Linked DNA regions of Homo sapiens: region 2 is linked to region 1. Evidence: read pairs that join two places in POLR2A ChIA-PET (ENCODE). Cell type or tissue: A673. All regions are shown on one strand. Each heading gives the region's core, and the rest is flanking DNA. Links, peaks and the distances in the headings are about the cores only.

Region 1 (2,924 bases), core at 213-2,712:
ATTTTCTGCTTTGCAGCCACTGAGCTATAGAGATCCACACTTCATCCCTCTTACAACTGCCACTGGGGCCACCCTCTCCTTTCTGCTTTATTACGTCTGAAATGCACTTCATATGATAACATTCCTTTTCATTCTGTACTGGACTCTCATTTGAAAGGAAGAAGTTATGAAAGAAATTAAACAATCAGTGTCGTTAATAACAGTTCTTAATCTCCTTACTTAACAAAGGTTATGAAAAAAGGACAAGGGGAGGAGATGGTAACAAACAAAGGTAACATAACAAAGATGGTAACATAACAAAGGTTATGAGAAAAGGACAAGGGGAGGAGATGGTATTTTACAGATCATTCCAGAAGAGCTGATGAACTCTGAATGGGTGTGGGTTTTTCAGTTTTGACATTTAACGATTTTATTAACATCTTTGCTTCTTATGCACCTTAAATCCACAGGATATGCAGCTGGGAGCGAGTGTCCAGCCAACAGCCCGTGTCTCAGGCCCTGCCAGGGGATGAATCAATTAGCAAGAGAAGCAATGATGCAAATGCTCCGGGGTCACTTGGGATGCTGTTTGCCTTTTTGATAGAGAAAGCACACCATAAATAACATCACACCTCAGGAAATCATTCCAGGAGGCCCCGATGCTGGCAGGGCTGCTGCCAGGGACGGAAGGAATCGTTTGCTCATTGTGTGTATTTCCCCCAGCTCAGTCAATGGGAGATTTGTAGTAAAATCAAAGTATTTAAAAGGAGGACAGTATGTGGTAACAGAGGCATGTTTAGCAATTTTTTTAGTACCAGAACCTGTGATTTATGACCCAGAGTTACAGCCAACTTTATTACAAAAATGACTTCACCCATAATAACCTTATTCAGGGCCCTCTGATGAATGATGTAGTATCCAACAGCATTATAATCTAGTAAATATTCAAACACAATTCCCGCCTCCGCCTCATTTCCAACCAACCCCTCAGAAGCAGGCTTCCCCCTTTACCTGCTGGGAGAAGTGGGGTCCTGGGTAAGGCTTTGTGCTCTGTCTGTGGGAGTTTGCCTGGATCAGGCATTTATACTAAGCCAGGACAGAAAGTGACCTCCTGGGGTCTCAGTCATATCTTGTCCAACCTTGTCCCCTGAGGAGTAATGAGCAGAAGACACCCACTCACCCTTCATTTCCTCTCTGTGCTGAAACTTATTTCCTCCCTGCATTCCCCCACTCCTCCAGAGCTCAGATCCCCACCACCTGAAAGGAGCTCCAGTAAGCTCCCTGACATTTTTAATTGCCATGGTAACTGAGGGCTGCACTAAAACCGCCAGGGCTGGGTGTCCAAGCAGGGTCCCCTGGGCGTACCGGGATCTAGAAACTAGCCCTCCATCTTATTAAACTCCGGTGTCAGTTCCTAGCAATTGTTTTAAATTTACACCCTCAGAGTGGCTTAGTGGGATTACATGTCCATTTGCATTAAAACAGTTTTCTGTCATTAAACTGCCATACAATAAGCTTCCTTGGGACAAATTAATGAGCTCTAAATATCATCAAGTAGAAGTTCACTTCAAGACAGGCAACAAGGAGGGGGGTCGGAAGGAAGTGGCTGCTCAGAATCTCATGGCCCAGGAGAACGATAAGTGCCAACTAAAGAAGGGTCTTGTCCTGTTTCTTCACTGCACGATAAGTGGTCCTGATTTAGAGCTGAATGGGGAGATTTGGCAATATTCTCCCTGTTCGCCAAAATCCTATAGCTCATCTTCTATTCCTTCTTCCAAATATGACTTTACCCTTGACTTTGCTGAAATTTGCTGATGAAACACTGACCTCTTGTCTCAGTGACAATGTCTCAGCCTCATTTTCTTTGTCCTGTAGTTTCTCTGTCCTTGAGGAACTTGCGTGCATCCACGTGGCCTGGGAACAACACGCACACAACGCAGCACTATGTGTAGCTTGAACAAGTGCTCCCTAACTTTGTTAGTTCCCACACACTTTGCTAAAATGCATGTATGATTGCTACTGAACTGTCTGGGTCCTCAGACCTTATCGGGACCCTGGAACACGAGTCCTGATCAGGAGCACCTTTCATGGTCATCAGGAGCAGAATAGGAACAGGGAACAGTTTAGCTTCTAAGACTGAATTTGTCCTGCTCACAAGAATCACCAGAGCTTGTCCTCACAAATACATATGTGTGTCTAAGTAGAAATTTTTCATTAACACCAAATAAACCCCCAAACCTTCCCTTATGTAAAGGAAATAAGACTGGCTGCTAGACAGACTTCTTGATCCACAGAGGCTGTGATCTCATTTCTGTGTAGCCTTAACAGGGGACAGTAATGTATGATTGAGACACTGCTATATTTAGGAATGACAAGATGAACATTATTAATAGCTTAATTGACATTAAGGCAATTACCCCTACCCTTATTACAGTTTGTAGAATTACACAGAAAATATTGGCTGGGGCCTTTTTTTCCCTAGAGCTACCCAAGGATACAGCATTTTATTTCATGCCAGATCCCAGCTTTGACATTAGATACTTAGCCATAGAATGATTCCAGTAAATCATTATAAATGCATTATAATAAAGATGTTATGAGCTATCAGATATTAACCCCCAACCCCTAAAGAGAGATAAATAGTCCAGTTGCATGATTCCCACTTTTGTTTCATAAGAAATAAGCTTTTGCAAAGAGCAACTGACTAATGAATTATAAAATGGTGTGTTGAGCTCAGATAATTAAACAATGCATTTTAGTGTCTAGTGCAGGATGAACACTAAATCATACACAAATAAAAAAGGTAAAAATCTGAGCCCCATGCCTAACTCCTATTTTTGAATAACATTAATGTTGGTCTACAGTCCAAAAATGCTTCAACTATTTTCTTATCTGATTAGAGAGGCATATCAAGTATAAGATCAAGGCACAGTAGGCAAACTAAA
Region 2 (2,924 bases), core at 320-2,819, 1.4 Mb before region 1:
ATGAACCTATAGTTTAGATCTCATTACACAGAAGTGCTGCATATTAGTTGAAGCAAATTAACATTCAAACACTTTCTGGAGTGGCTGCTAATCACAGGCTGTTAATTACTGTCATTACATTAGGCTGCTGCAGAGACTACCCAAAGAATCATTCTCATGATCTTGGTATTTGAAAGTGATCTTCACCAATAAAAACACATGTCAGACATACAGAAATTGCAAATTGCTGAAATTGCTGACGGGGTTGAAAATTCTGCTGACTATAAGTACCCATCCAGTGATGGATGCATTCTTGACACAGTTTCAGTGTTTGGACTTAGGAAATAATGAGTATCAGTGTCCTGGCAAGGGAATATGCAAAGATGAAAGAGCCCTTTTGTATCCTTAATTAAGGAAAGTAGTAGCAGAACTCGTTCACAGATAAGTGACTGTACATAATAATCATGTATTTATGTAAGGGACTGCTATGCTATATTACTGTAGTGGCAATTAGATTTTCACAAAGTCATTTTAATAAAAGGCATACTTACATAATAAATAAACGAAACCGCTCATTTTCATGGCAGGCTCTCTAATTATACACTGGCTTAAAATAAAATGTTCTGCAATGCTAAGTTAAACATATAGACTCTAGCTGCCTTCTACAATGTGCCCCAAATCTTTTTTCGCCTCACAGCCTCAGTTGCCCCAGGAACTCTGACAAACAGTGAAAGAGTATTTGTGCATTTTGCTTGTTCTGTATAAGGAAGGAATCATTTGAGAATTTAGAGGTCAAGGCTTCTGGTGCCTACTGACCTAACTTCCTTTATTGCCCAGAAAGTCTGCTGCCCATCCTGTAGCTTCCAGTAATTGGGATCAGCTCAGTGCCAGAATGGTGAGAACTCAGGTGGCCAGCACATGTGTCAGCTTTTTGGGCAAACTGATTCATTAGCAGTGCTACTACGCTAAGGAGGCCCAAGCCATGAGTCTTTGAAGATCCGTTTGTAGGTCTAATTCTAGCTTCTCAGTAATTCATTAATTCATTCAACAAATATGTGTTAAACACCTTCCTTGTGGAGGACATTATACTGTGTGCTGTGGAAATGCAAAGATGAATTAGATATGAATTTTGCCTTCAAAAAACTTACAGTTTAGTATGGGGCAATCATCTTATCAATGTAAGCCTCTGGTCCCAGAAGAACTGAGTGAGAGATTTTAAATAGATCTGGGTGAAGCTCTCCCTGATCCTGTAACTGTGGAACACCTAAGGGGACTTGCCCTACTATCTCTCAGTGAGGGAACATCAGTACTAAAGGAATCCCTGTCCCTAAGTATACAGATAGGACACTGTCTCCTAAGGACAAATTAAAGACACATCCATAGCTCTTCTTTCTCCTCTCCCTCCCTCCCTCCCTCCCTCCCTCCCTCCCTCCCTCCCTTGCTTCCTTCCTTCCTTCCTTCCTTCCTTCCTTCCTTCCTTCCTTCCTTCCTTCCTTCCATACTTACTCAGTGTTTACTGTGTGCCAGTTTCTGGGTATTTAAAAAGGAACATGTCATGTATAATCCTGCACGGAATTTGTAATCTAGTGGGGGATATATTAAGGAGACAGGCACCTTCAGGATATGTGTCTTCTGGTTGGGATGTATCTAGCATGCAATGAGAGCACATGAGAAGGACTCATGGACTTGAAGGGGCAGGTTAACTGGGATTTAAAAGAAGTATAACAGTGAGCAATAGAATTTTAGGCAAGTTCCATCATGGTATGTTGGAGGAACCAAAGGTCAGTCTGAGTAGTCTGTAGAAGGCAAGGGGGTAGGATTAATGAAGACTGATACTGGAGAAGTAGGGCTTACCAATAAAAGGGAAAATTGATTTATCTCGATTATTTCCTAAGGAAAGCTACTGATGTTTTAAAACAGAAAATGGCATGATCACTTTTGTGTTTTAAATAGATCACTCTGAATTTGACTAGAGAATGAATTGGAAAGGGGCAAAACTGGGGGCAGAGAAAGCAGTTAGGATGCTATTGAAGTGGTCTAGATTGCTTGGGTGAGGTGGTAGCAGTGGGTTTGGATACCGTTGAGTAGGAAGTAGAGATAACTGGACATGGAGCTCGATTAGATATATATGTGTTTGCGTGTGTGTATGTGCATGTGTGTATGAGTGCATGTGTGTGTGGGTGGTTGTTCTGAGGGAGAAGAAGAAGTCAAGGATGACTCTCAAGTTACTGGACTGGTGGTTTTCCCATTCCTAAAGTGAGGGACACAGCAGGTTTTGGGGGCTTTGGTGCTGAGTTTGGTTTTGAATGCTGTCTGTGAAGTCTACTTTAAGGACTTTTAAGTGGAAATGTCCAGTAAATCACTGGATTTGGAAGTCTGAGGCTCAGAAGAAAGAGCCAGTGTGAGGAATAGTCTCTGCCATTGTCTTTTTTCTTCTCTTTTTCCTTTTAGTTGCTTGGTTTCACTATATTTCATCAACAGAGGCAGAGATTAAAGTCAGTGTTTTACTCAAAAGGCGTTTTTCTCCCAGCATGCATGCATACCTTTTAATTATCTTGCTTTATGTATTATTAAATATAGGAAATTGTGCTCAGATATCATGGGCTTAATTTAAACTGACAGAAGCTAAAGACATTACAAATTAAAGTTGCTATGTTTCTCTTTAATGCCTTTAAAGTTTCCATTTACTAAAAGGAAATATAAAACAGGAAGTGGTTGTGTTCTTTTCTGGAAAAAGTATTTCTAGAATTTATTTAACCTTGAGGCAAGTTCTTGATATGGTGTCAGAAGGGAATGTATAATATACTTTCATTTGACAGTAGAATCTCAGCCCATTTTGTAGGATTGAGGTGGCATTCCACTCTTTCCTTCCTCACTAACCACTGGTAATACATGTGGTAGCCACTGGACATTGCTAAGCCACCAGCCCGCTGAAGAACAAGTTT

What was found. Peaks named below come from ENCODE experiments on the same cell type or tissue, not always from the same donor. Only the 100,000 strongest peaks of a DNase experiment are listed, where the experiment ranks them.
Region 2: POLR2A ChIA-PET joins it to region 1 with 10 read pairs; 1 of 35 experiments calls an interaction of 5 or more read pairs at or near these places.

What each region holds. Positions count from the first base shown.
Region 1 is chr2:176,818,247-176,821,170 of GRCh38, forward strand. No RefSeq gene overlaps it. Among named protein-coding and RNA genes, the nearest start is that of LINC01117, 180 kb to the left of the region's middle. In A673, for the core only: no CTCF peak of the experiment used is centred there; DNase peaks (open chromatin) are centred at 785 and 1,235; H3K27ac peaks cover 1,767 bases.
Region 2 is chr2:175,402,477-175,405,400 of GRCh38, forward strand. No RefSeq gene overlaps it. Among named protein-coding and RNA genes, the nearest start is that of ATP5MC3, 220 kb to the left of the region's middle. In A673, for the core only: no CTCF peak of the experiment used is centred there; DNase peaks (open chromatin) are centred at 1,565 and 2,535; H3K27ac peaks cover 2,335 bases.